Regions from separate parts of the Mus musculus genome. Here region 1 is linked to region 2. Evidence: chromatin contacts called from ENCODE Hi-C or POLR2A ChIA-PET data. All regions are on one chromosome and are shown on one strand. The core of a region is the stretch at or near the end of the contact, and the rest is flanking DNA. Distances in the headings are between cores, read along the strand shown. Region 1 holds the start of Platr29 (a long non-coding RNA gene). Region 2 has its middle 41 kb from the start of 1810021M19Rik.

The links. Hi-C counts contacts between places; a loop is a spot of excess contacts on that map. ChIA-PET counts read pairs that join two places held with the same protein, here RNA polymerase II (POLR2A).
Region 1: a map of left cerebral cortex shows a loop between it and region 2 (3-fold over the local background). The contact joins the promoter of Platr29 here to the enhancer-like site in region 2. A Hi-C loop is called at or near these places in 7 of 37 maps with a recorded cell type or tissue (Patski, gastrocnemius, heart and 1 more). POLR2A ChIA-PET finds 5 or more read pairs at or near these places in 4 of 5 experiments (Patski and embryonic stem cell).

Annotation. Positions count from the first base shown.
Region 1 is chr2:165,980,123-165,986,647 of GRCm38, reverse strand. Platr29 (a long non-coding RNA gene) reads left to right here and starts at 4,992. Exons shown (of 3, transcript XR_001783549.1): 1 at 4,992-5,676. LOC115489489 reads left to right here. Exons shown (of 2, transcript XM_030252296.1): 2 at 877-1,417.
Region 2 is chr2:165,923,952-165,929,945 of GRCm38, reverse strand. No RefSeq gene overlaps it. Among named protein-coding and RNA genes, the nearest start is that of 1810021M19Rik, 41 kb to the right of the region's middle. Within about 2 kb of position 4,510, at least 1 of the 3 ENCODE cell types and tissues checked has a DNase peak (open chromatin) inside an H3K27ac peak, as active enhancers do; it is heart, where a contact is called at or near this core.

The DNA.
Region 1 (6,525 bases), core at 3,743-6,242, 56 kb before region 2:
CTGGCCTCAAACTCGGAAATCCACCTACCTCTGCCTCCCAAGTGCTGGGATTAAAGGCATGCATCACCACTGCCTGGCAAAGATTTATTTATCTATTATATGTATACAGTATTCTGCCTGCATGTATACCTACCTGCTAGAAGAGAGCATTCGATTCCAATAAAAATGATCATCTGTCACCATGTGGTTGCTGGGGATTGAACTCAGGACCTCTGGAGGTTCTGTCAGTACTCTTAACCTTTGAGCCATCTCTCTGGCTAGAATTTTCTGCATAGTTGGAAATGTTGAAAATGATGTTGAGTTTAATTACCCTGCCTCAGCCTTCCAAATTCTGGGATTACAGGCATATGTTCTCTGTAGCCAAAATGATGTAGAATTTACTACAGTGTAGCCCAAGCTGGTCTCAAACCCATGGCAATTCTACTTCAGGAGTTGGGATTACAGGCCTGAAGCAACTCACCCAGCTTTCCTGAAATATATTAAATGTGTTTGCAAGAAGGAGGAAATCATTTTCTATGAAATGCTAAATACCTGTGAAGGTTAGGTGTTTTGTGTTTTTGAGACCATGTCTTTCTCACTAAGTACCTCTGGCTGTCTGGGGACTCACTATGTAGACTAGGCTGGCCTCAAAGTCCCAAAGATCTGCCTGCCTCCCTCTCCCAAGTATAATGGTCAGTGTTCATTGTCAGCTTCGCAGCAACTAGATTCCCTTGGGAGATGGACCTCTGGGCCTGCCTGTGAGGTATTAACTTGATTGTGTTCATCGAGGGTGGGATGACCCACCCATCCTGGATGGTGCCCTTCCGCAGATGGGATGCTGGGCTGGATACATGGAGACGAATAGTAGCAACTCCTTCGGTGCTTTTTGCTTCCTAGTGTGGATGGGATGAGACCGGGATCTGCCTCCTCACTTCCCAACTCAGGACAGTGAGCTTCCTTGGAGCTGTGAGCCAAGATAAACCCTTCATCCTTAGATTGCTTTTGTCGGAAGTATTTTATCACAGCAACAGGAAGAGAAACCAGAACGGCACCCGCTGAAGGAAGGACGTCTCCGGTAAGAAAGCAGGGGCGGACAGGAACTTCCATGCATTACTGATGGAAGAGTAAAATACTGCATGCAGCCATTTTAGAAAATGAATGTCTGAGATATACCTTAGATGATAAACAGAGTTGCCATCTGACCCAGCATTTCCAGTGGTGGGTATATACTCAAGGGATCTGATACCATACCTGGGCCAGACGTGGATGCACACGCCATAATCCTAGCACACAGGAAATGAAAGCACAAAGTGTTCACCCTCAGTCACATATGAAGTTGGAGACCAGACTGAGCTATGCAAGATCCTAGCTCACAAGGGAAGGGGAGGGGAAGTGGCTCCTTTGGTAAAGTGCTTTCCACACAGGCATTCAGACCTCAATTCACACCCCAGCACCCCCATGAGAGTGTAGCGCCCCTATAATCCCACCTCCAGAGAGGCGGGGACAGGAGGTCCTGAGGATGACTGGCTGGCCAGTCTAGCTGAACCACAGCGCTCTCCTTGTTCAGTGAGCAACTATTTCAAAAAACTAAGGTGGAGAGCTTGGCACGGGGTCACATCTTTAATCCCAACACTAAAGAAGTAGAGGCGGTGGCTCTCTTGACTTTCAGGCCAGCCTGGTCTACATAGTTAGACTGGCCAGTCAGAGCTACCAGGTGAGGCCCTTGTCTCAAGACAAACAACAGCAGCCAGAAGGTGGAGAATAACCGAGGAAGACCTCCATCATCAGCCTCCTCGGTATCTGCAAGCAGAGGAGCATAAACACACACATGTACAGTCATCACATACATGTACAGTCATCCAAAATAAAAACTTCAAGTCAGCATGGTGGCACGGGCCTTTGGTCTCAGATACACTGAGGGTTGAGCCCAGCCTGGGTTACACATTATCTAATTCCAAACCAGCTGTGTCTTCCTGTGAGACCTTGTCTCAAACATACACACACCACCACCACCACCACCACCACCACCACCACCACCACCACCACCAAAATACATAGAGTTGTTGAGGGTGGAAAAATGACTACTTGCTGATCTTGTAGAGCACCAGGGTTTGAGACCCATCATCCACACAGCACCTCACAACTACCTGTCACTCCCAGGGGATCCCCATGGCCTCTGGGCCTCTTCAGGCATCAGGCACACATACACGATACACAGACCCCATGGTCAACATGACTGATAAAACAGTGATAAATCTGGCTTATGGCTTCAACAGTTTAGAGTCCATGACTGTGGGGCAAAGGAACAGCTGAGAGCTCACATCTTGATCCACAGTTAAGAGCCAGAGGGGGAGCTCTGGGAAGATCAAGAAACCCAAGGTAGGACACCAGTAACATAGACAAACTTCAACAAAGCCAGGGCTCCTAAGCCCTCCCAAACAGTTCTGCCAACTGGGACCAAGTCCTCGAAATCTATGAGGCTATGGGGGTCATTTCATTCAAGACACTATGGGCATAAACATTCAAAGACATAGAAATAAATAAATAAATACATAGAATTTGAATTTATCATTGGCGAAAAAAAAAGAGCTGAATGTGTGCCACTACCACACCATTCTAAGAACCCATATGGATTAGCAAATGATTATATAATGATCATATATATATATATATATATATATATATATATATATACATACACACACACACACACACACATATAAATTTGCTTTGTTTGATGAGATAGATTAGATAGATCCTCATGTGTCCCAGGACTGGCCTGATGACTCAGGCTGGCCTTGAACTGCTGATCGTCCTGCTTTCACCTACCAAGTGCTAAGATTATAGGTGCACTTCCACCCTACCCCCAAAACCCCCACCACATATGCAGATTTTTGTACCCCAAGGGTCACCCTCCACACCCACACGCTGCTCGCTGCTCGCTGCTCGGCTCCGCTCTTGCTATTTTTCAGTGAGGAGGAGTTTCTCTCAGGCTTTCAGAGGCTGAGCAGCTCTGGGAGAAGAGGCTGGCTTCTAGTCAGCAGATGCCCCACTTCACAAGGTTTTCTGACCCCAGCCCCAGAATCACTCCGTTGCATTTTAAAGAGGAACAAAACTGGTGTTGAGAAGGTGAGTTTTCAAAGTGGGGGCAGTGAAACTATTTCGGAGGATAAATCTTGTTCCCATTATTGGCTAATTACAGAGCAGAAACACGGGAGAAGGGGATGTGTTGAGGCAGGCAGACAATGTCAATGCCAGGGGTGAACTTAGAAGCCAAGTTAAGAATTCAGCTGGAAAAAAAAAAAAAAAACCCAAAACACTAAACCCCTCCGGCTGTTGTCAATCGAGTACTGTGGAACCTTTTCGTGTGTCCATGTCTGCACCCATCAGGCTCGGAGAGCCTGCCCCACCCACACTGCCTTCCACAGGAAGGGCAGAAGTCACTGTCTCCGGAATCATGTGACTGCCTACTTCTGCTCAGACTACAGATGATTGGGTCAGGCATGGGTGTCACCCCAGGGACAGCCAAGGCACCGGCTGGCCAGTGATTTATAAGAGAGCTGGGCCCAAAAATATCTGACCAAACAGGAACCAGGTTGACCTGTCTGATTTCCAATTTGAGATGAGTCAGCTGGTTCATTAAAGGACTCGAAGCTGAGGAGTTGCAGGCCTGAGGAGACAGGAGAGGCTGGGGTTACATGTGAAGGAACACCCAGAGATGCCAGGTGGAACGAAGAGCCCCAAAAGAAGCGGTGTCCTGAAAGCCAAGGTGGCCATTTCCAGCAACACTCCAGAGTAGGCAGTACTGAACACTCCGCCCCCACGCAGACAAGTGGAAATTCTAAGTAAAGGACAACTGATCTTTCAAATGAATAACTGAGTTCACGAGAAAGTACGGGAAATCCCCAGAAGCCAAAAACAAAAAAACAAAAAATGGAACGGAGAACCAAGCCTGTTTGTGTGAAGTTAACAACCAGGCTCCAGAAAGGGAGGAGCCCGGCCTTTGGGGGGCGGGGCTTGGGTGGTTATGTAAATCTCAAGGCAGGATGGAAGGCCTAGGGCTCACACTGTAGGAAGTTACAACCCTGCTTGAGCAGGCTGAGAAAAGGTAGGGTGAGAGCTAGCTTTCAGTTGCTAGGGTGTTTGCCTAAAAGCCATCTATGAAGAGCTGAGGTGTTCTGTGCAGGTCACTGGTGGACATTCCCTGCCTAGCTTGCCCAAGGCCCTGGGTTCCACTGCCAGTTGGGAGGAAGTCCTTCAATTCAAGAATTTAGAGCAGTGCTCTCAGCCTTCCTAATGCTGTGACCTTTTAAGACAGTTCTGCATGCTATAGTGACCCCCAACCATTAAATTATTGTCACTGCTACTTTATAACTGCAGTTTTGCTACTTTTGTGTAAATATCTGTGTTTCCTACTAAAGGGTCATTCAGCTCCCAAAGAAAGGATCTCAACCCACAGTTTGAGCAGCTGGTACAGAGAGACAACCAAGACAGATCGGTCTCCCAAAATCTTATCAGAAGTCGAAGTAGACTTTCCAAAGTGAACATGTGAACAAGAGCCCGGAGAGTGGCTTTCTTTTTTTTTGTTTGTTTGTTTTGTTATTTTTGTTTGTTTGTTTGTTTGTTGTTGTTGTTGTTGTTGGTTTTTCGAGACAGGGTTTCTCTATATAGCCCTGGCTGTCCTGGAACTCACTTTGTAGACCAGGCTGGCCTCTAACTCAGAAATCCACCTGCGTCTGCCTCCTGAGTGCTGGGATAAAGGTGTGTGCCACCTCCACCCTGCTGGAGTGGCTTTCTAAAGGAACCTGGACTAAACCTTCAAAAGGTTCAGTTCAGTATGCCTCGTCTCAGAACCCCAGACAAAGCAGGGTGTGGTGACATTAATTAGCAATCCCAGCTCTCACCAGGCAGAGGCAGGAAGGCAGCCTAGAATTCAAGGCTAATGAGGTATTCTAGTGAGTACTTACATATGCTGGGCAGCCTAGCATATGTAAGATAAAAAAAAAAAAAATGGCAGTTGTGAACACCCTTTCCCCTGCTCTCGGGAGGCAGAGGTGGGCCAGTGAGACCTACAGAGTGAGAGACAACACTGTCTCAAAAAGAAAATGAAAGAGGAAAAAAAAAGTCTGAGGACATCCCTCAGTTGCTAGAGTCTAGTTTGCATGCAGCCCTGAATTCCAGCCATCCTTCAGCCCCACAAAAACAGGTCGTGGTGGCTCACACAGAGCATTTCAGCATTCCGGAGGTGGAGGAAGGAGGATTAGGAGTTCAAGGTCACCTTGGACAAAGCTAGCTGGAAGAGATCTGGGCAACATGAAACCCTACCTCTCCCATCCCTCTCCCCCACAAAAACTGAGACAGTGGTGCTCACTGCTTCGATCCCAGGGCTCCATAGAAAAATCCTATCTTGAAACACATTTTTAAAAAGAAAGAAAGGAAGGAAGGGAGGAAGGAAGGAAGGAAGGAAACACATTATAAAGAAATCCTAAGATAATGCTTCCTTTCCTTCTTTCCTATCTAGGTCACTGAGCCACCATCTCTTGTTAGCACAAATGCCTAGAATCAACAGACGACACAGGACATTGTAAGATGCTGTGGAAAGTATAGGCTGTTCAGAAAACCACCTAGCAGCTCCCAAAAGGTTCAACAACAACGACAGAAGGAAGAGCCACATAACCCAGGGACTTGGACCTCCAGGTATATACACAGGTCTACCAGATGTCCGCAGTGCTCACCCATGACTGGTTCACACAATGTATTTTTCAGTTATTAAAAAAGGATGAAGGGGGCTGGAGAGATGGCTCAGCAGTAAGAGCACTGACTGCTCTTCTAGAGGTTCTGAGTTCAAATCCCAGCGACCACATGGTGGCTCACAACCATCTGTAATGAAATCTGATGCCCTCTTCTGGGGTGTCTGAAGACAACTACAGTGTACTAAAATAAAATAAATAAATATTAAAAAAAAAAAAAAAAAAGAATGAAGGGGAGCTGGAGAGGTGGCTCATCGCCCTGGTTGTTCTTGCAATGTAACAGGTTAGGTTCCCAGCACCCCACACTAATCTATATATAACTCCACCTCCAGGGGTTCTGGCCTGTGAGAGAGCAGGCACACACACTCACATGTGCACACAAGTGTACATAAACAAACAATAAAATAAAGCTTTAAGCAACAAAGAGAACGAAGAAGACGGTGAGACACTTGTGAGGCTTCCTTCCAAGAGAGAGGGCCTGAGTCCCATCCCAGAGCCTACATAGTGGAGGGAGAGTACCCACCGACCTCTGACCTCTACACGCAGGAGACAGGTCCTGCAGGAGCCATACCACACAGGAAATGGTGGCTCCTCTTAGGAAAGGATGGGTTTCCTTGGGCTTTTTTTCCCCTGGGGGGGGGGGGTTGGTGGTGCAGGCTCCTGTTACCCAGGCTGCCTTCAAACATATTTACACAAAACAAAGGAAGGGAAAGGAAAGGAAAGAACTAATGTGCTATAGTGGCTTATGCCTGTAGTCCCTGAATTTGAGATGCTGAGAGAGGAGGATTGCTGTGAG
Region 2 (5,994 bases), core at 3,261-5,760:
ATCTCCATTCCAAATATTTGCCCATATTAGGGAGAGCGGCTTTTGTAATCATTTGCCAGTCGGCAGGAGTTAGTGCCACGCCGGCAAGCCTGTCCAACTGCACCAAGGCAAAACCAGCACTGATTCCACATTTACGGACCGACTCGGCAATTTCCTTAATCTGTACGTATTCTACCGGAGCGTGGACACGCCCACCCTCGGCTCCTTCAAAGACTGGAAATGCCTGTTGTATTTTCTTTTGTTCCTCTCGGGGAATGAATGAGTCTGCGCACTGCCTCTCTGCGCACTGCCTCTCTGCGCATTGCTGACGCACTACGGGCTGACGCACTACGCAGGGCGGGGACTCCGCATAGGGCGGGAGTGCACCTGGTAGCCGATTGCCCTGAGGCCAATTAGCAAACTGGCCTTCGCCAGCCGCTTTTGGCTTTTTTCTTAAATGACTAGTTAGCACTTTACTTGGCGGCTGGTATCCTTTTCTTTCATAATGAGCCGCTTTTTTCTCCCAGTCTGTTTCTTCAGAGCACAGGCTCCTTCTCCTAGAGACCTCCGCTAATTGATCTTTCTTCTTTTCCCTTTTTCCTCTTTTTCTTCTAATCTCTCTCCAGGTATTCCTACCTAACCTTAACTTTTCCTCGGGTTCAAGACCCTTGGAAAGGCCTGTATACTTATTTTGTGTACCATATTTCCTTTTTGTTCCTACTCTTTCTTCCCGCTTTACTTCTGATAGCTTGTCCTGAATTTCCTCTAGAATTTTCAGCCCTATCTTAATCACTTGATAGCATGTGAAAAAGAACAAAAGGGCTCCTAACACCAGAAAAAATTCAAGGCCAAACATACTCACTGGTACTCTCGTTCCCCAGCTGAAAAGTTCTGAATTCATACAGTTGAATCCTTCTTAACAGTCTGCTTTACGGGAACCTTTATCACCGTCGTTCCCCAGCTGATGAGTTCTGAATTCGGCAGTTGAATCCTTCTCAACAGTCTGTGTTACGGGAACCTTATAACCTTGATTCGCAGTTCTGGTTCTGGAATGAAGTATCCCTCCTGCGCCAGTCCGGAGTTTTTTCTCGTCCCGGATTTTCTCGTCCCGGGTTTCGGCACCAATTGTTATTTGACGCGTTCTCACGACCGGCCAGGAAGAACACCACAGACCAGAATCTTCTGCGGCAAAGCTTTATTCTTACATCTTCAGGAAAAGAGAGCAAGAAGCAAGAGAGCAAGAAGCAAGAGAGAAAAGCAAGAGAGAGAGAAAAGCAAGAGAGAGAAAAAGCAAGAGAGAGAAAAAAACGAAAACCCCGTCCCTCTTAAGGAGCATTCTCCTTCGCCTCGGACGTGTCACTCCTTGATTGGCTGCAGCCCATCGGCCGAGTTGACGTCACGGGGAAGGCAGAGCACAAGTAGTCATAAGATACCCTTGGCACATGCGCAGATTATTTGTTTACCACTTAGAACACAGGATGTCAGCGCCATCTTGTAACGGCGAATGTGGGGGCGGCTCCCAACAGAATCCTAAACAACTGCCACTGTTCCCAAACACAGTTTCAAGAAGAAACTGTCGGGTCAAGATGGAGACCTGGTTGCTGAATCTGCTAGTGTACGGTCGCCCAGCAGAAGGACCCGTGAAGTTCAAGTTCTCATCGAGGATGTTTGCATCCAAGCCACTGCGGGACCAGAGAAGTTTGCTTCTCGTTTTATGTCATAAAGACCACGACCTAAAGCAACTTTGGGGGAGTGGGGTGTGTTTGAGCTCACATCCATCATCAGAAGGGCAGGAGGAATTCTAGGTGGGAACCTGGAGGCAGGAACTCCTCATAGCTCACAGCTTCCTCATGCAGCCCACGGTGGCACCACCCACAGTCAACTCAGCTCTCCCGCGTCCGTCCATCATTAATCAAGAAAATGCCCCCCACAAACTTGCCTACAGGCCGATCTGAAGGAGGCAATTCCTCATTTGAGGTTCCTCTTCCCGGATGACTCCAGTTTGTGCCAACTAGACAGGAGCCCATGGGGCACAATTTGCTTTGGTGGTTTGAATGAGACCGCTCCCCGGAGGGTCATATTGGGATCCAGAGCTGGTGAGAGTGTTGAGAAAGAGTGCGGCTGAGAGTGCCGTTCACTGTTTACTTTCTCTCTGTGTGTCTGCGCTTGAGGATCTAGTGTGAGTTCTCCGCCACATCCCCAGCGCCACGCCTTCCTGACTGCTGCCCTGCGCCCCGCCACGATGGCCATGGACTCTAATCCTCTGGAACTGAAAGCCCCAAATTAAAGGCTTTCTTTCACAAGATACCTCGGTCATGGTGCTTTGTCATGGCAAATAGAAGAGAAACTAAAGCACCTCCCTCCCTATTTCCATTCATGAGAATGAACCCCAGAATCAGCTGTGCTCAGAAGGATGTCACAACCTGTATAGTCCTGGCCCCATCCGAGCTAACTTCCACCCACAGCCACCATGACCGTTCACTCCCACAAGGGACTTGAAAGAGAGATTCTCTGTGAGAAGGCAGCCACTGGACCTGCCTGGGGTTGTAGTTCAGTTGGTAGAGAGCTAGCCTAACACAGAGCCCGCTGCCCCTGCCCCCACACCCCATCAACTTTGGTGTCACGGTGTACACTGATAACCCCAGTATTCAGGATGGTAAAGGCTCCAGTTCGAGCTTCTTCTTGGCTTCACAGCAAGTTTGAGGCCAGCCTGGACTACATGAGGTCCTGACACAAACAACACAGTTTCCAGCCCCCCCACCACCACCACCACCGACGAGCTGCCTTGTGGGAACTTTAAGCTCTGGGCTGTCTACATCAGCGCAGGTGTCTTCCAAGCTCCATCCAGAGAAAGTCAGGGGACACTGTTTTCTCAGCTGTCTACCCTAGGCTAGACCCCAGGGCCTTGCCGCTGATACATAGCATGGATCTGACTCCTCATGTCTGTGGTACAGCTGGCAAAAGGAACCAGAAAGACTCACCTCCCCGATCACAGGCTCTCTCAGAGAAACTTGGACACCCGTGGGAGGTCCCACTGAGTGGAACCACTCGCCAGTTGCTCCTTAGAGCCTTTGAACTGAGGAAAAAGTCTAAGGGACTAGGAGGTATTAGCTAGGGTGAGGTGGAGAGATGCATTCAGAAAAGCTGTCTCTTTTGTGCCCGGTGGCAGGACCCAAGGAGAGGATTGCTGTTGAAGGGCAACATGGCCAGGAGCACAGGCCATGGGGAAGCGCCAGCCCCTGTGAAGGCACTGTAAGTTGTCATCTGGGACAAAGAGACAGACTGTCTTAGAGTGTTATTGCTGTGAAGAAAGAGACAACATAGCTACCGCAATAAAGGAAAGCATCTAATTGGGGCTGGCAGACAAGTTCACAGGTTTAGCCTATTATGGACATGGTGGGAAGCATGGTAATGGGCAGACAGACATGGTGCTGGAGGAGCCCAGATTTCTACATCACGGTCTGCAGGCAGCAGAAGTGAACACCACGCTAGGTCTAGCTTGAGCACCAGAGACCTCAAAGCCCTCAGCCTAGTGACACACTTCCTCCAAGAAGGCCACGCCTCCTAAAAGTGCCACTCCCTGTGGCCCCTGAAGGCCATTTTACTCAAGCTCCCACACAGACCAGGGCTCTTAGGCTGGAGCTGGAGCTCAGGTGGTAGAGTCTTGCCTGGCATTCACGGAGCCTTGGGTTCAATCCCCAGGACTGCGTAAACTGGATCACAGACTTGAAATCCCAGCATTCAGAGGTGGAGGCAGGAGGATTAAGAATTCAAGGCTGGGGGGCTGGTGAGATGGCTCAATGGGTAAGAGCACCCGACTGCTCTTCCGAAGGTCCAGAGTTCAAATCCCAGCAACAACATGGTGGCTCACAACCATCCGTAATGAGATCTGATGCCCTCTTCTGGAGTGTCTGAAGACAGCTACAGTGTACTTACATATAACCAATAAATAAATCTAAAAAAAAAAAAAAAAAAAAAAAACTTAAAAAAATAAATAAATAAAATAAAGCTTTTAAAAAAAAAAAGAATTCAAGGCTGGAAATAGGGAGACTGCTGTGATCTAGCAGGGGCTGCAGAGAAGTGGGCATGCCCAGACCACCAAGGCACTGCTCATCTCTCCCATTCTGTGCCAGGGGTCTAATCAGGCTCGTGTCTGCCTCCCTCTAGAGAAGATCAAAGGTCCTATTTAAAAAAATTATTTATTTTTATTTTATATGCATTGATGGCTTGCCTGCATGTACGTCTATGTGAGGGTGTCAGGTCCCTTGGAACTGGAATTACAGACAGTTCTGAGCCACCGTGTAGGTGCTGGGAATTCAACTCGGGTCCTCTGGAAGAGCAGCCAGGGTTCTATTAACTGTTGAGCCATCTCTTCCCAGCCTCCAGAGGTCCTATCTAAACCTTCTGAGGCAGTCCCCTCTCTAGGTGGCCAGAGAGTTCAAGACCTTAATGTGGTTTCCCAGGGATGGTGACACAGCAGCCAAGGTGATTGGTACTGGGGCTGCCACAGTCGTTTGGCTGGATCTGGGGCTGGCATTGCCATTGGAATGTAGTTTGGTGGCTTGATTACTGGCCGTGCCAGGAGTCCCTTTCTCCAGCTATGCCAGCAGCTCCTCTCCAGTGCCATTCTGGGCTTTGCCTTGTCCGAGGCCATGAGGCTCTTGTCTTTGATAATTGCTTTTGTCATCCCCTTTGATGTGAGACTCTGCAGGGTCACCAAGCCATCCCTGCTGCCTCAATTCCTGGGCCTGGTGTGTAATATAAACTTTAAAATACATGTTTCCCTAACCCCTCAACAGAGGGAGGGGGAGAGGAAGAGGGAGAGGGGGAGGGGGAGGGGGAGAGGAAGGGGAGGGGGAGAGGAAGGAGGAAGGGAGAGGGGGAGGGGAGAGAGGAAGAAGGGGAGGGGGGAGAGGAAGAAGGGGAGGGGAAAGGGGGAGGGGGAGGGAGGGGAGAGGGGGAGGGGAGAGGAAGGGGGAGAGGGAGAGGGAGAGAGACTCAAGGTGGAGCTGGAGCGATGACTCAGAGGTTAAGAGCAGGAGCTGCTCCTGGTCTGTCTCGTGCCCACATGACACACATGACAGCTCACAACCATCTGGAGCTCCAGTTGTAGGGGTTCTAATGCTCTCTTCTGGTCTCCCTGGGCACTGGAAACACTTAAGATGTAATGATCTAGAGACAGAGACTAAATACCCATACACATAATTTTTTAAAAAGAAATATTTATTTATTTTATGTATGTGAGTACACTGTCACTGTCTTCAGACACACCAGAGGAGGGCACTGGATCCCATTACAGACAGTTGTGAGCCACCATGTGGTCTCTGGGAACTGAAGTCAGGACCTCTGGATGAGCAGTCAGTGAGTGCTCCTAACCACTGAGCCATCTCTCCAGCCCCCTTTAAAATGTTTTTAATTAGTTACTTTTAAATTTTTTTCTGTTGTTTCCCCAACCCCCAGACAGTTGGTGTCTCTCTACAAACCCCTGGCTGTCCTGGAACTAGCTCTGTAGAGGAGGCTGGCCTTGAACTCAGAGATCCTCCTTTTTCTGTCTCCCCAGTGCTGAGGTTAAAGATGTGTGCCGCCACACCTGGCTAAAAAATATTTCAAGACAAGCAGGACAGTTGTGACACACACCTTCATCCCAGCACTCGGAAGGCATAGGCAGGAGGATCTCCATGAGTTACAGACCAGCCTGATCTACAGAGCTAGTTCCAGAGGGTCATATATTGCATCCAGAGCAGTGCTTTGGGCTCCTGGGCTACACACAAACACACAGAAATCCTGCCTCAAAAAAGAATTAAAAAAAAAAAAAATTAAGATCAACTTTCACTACTTCTTGTGTTCTAGACCAGCAATGTAGTATCTTAGAACTTAAAGGGGGAAAAAGAAGCAGCCTGGGGTTGGGTGTGGTGTCTTACATAAGTCCAGTACTGCAGAGGCAGAGGCAGGCAGAGCTCTGTGAGTCCCACGCCAGCAAGCTCCACGACAACTAACACCACGCAGAGAAACCCA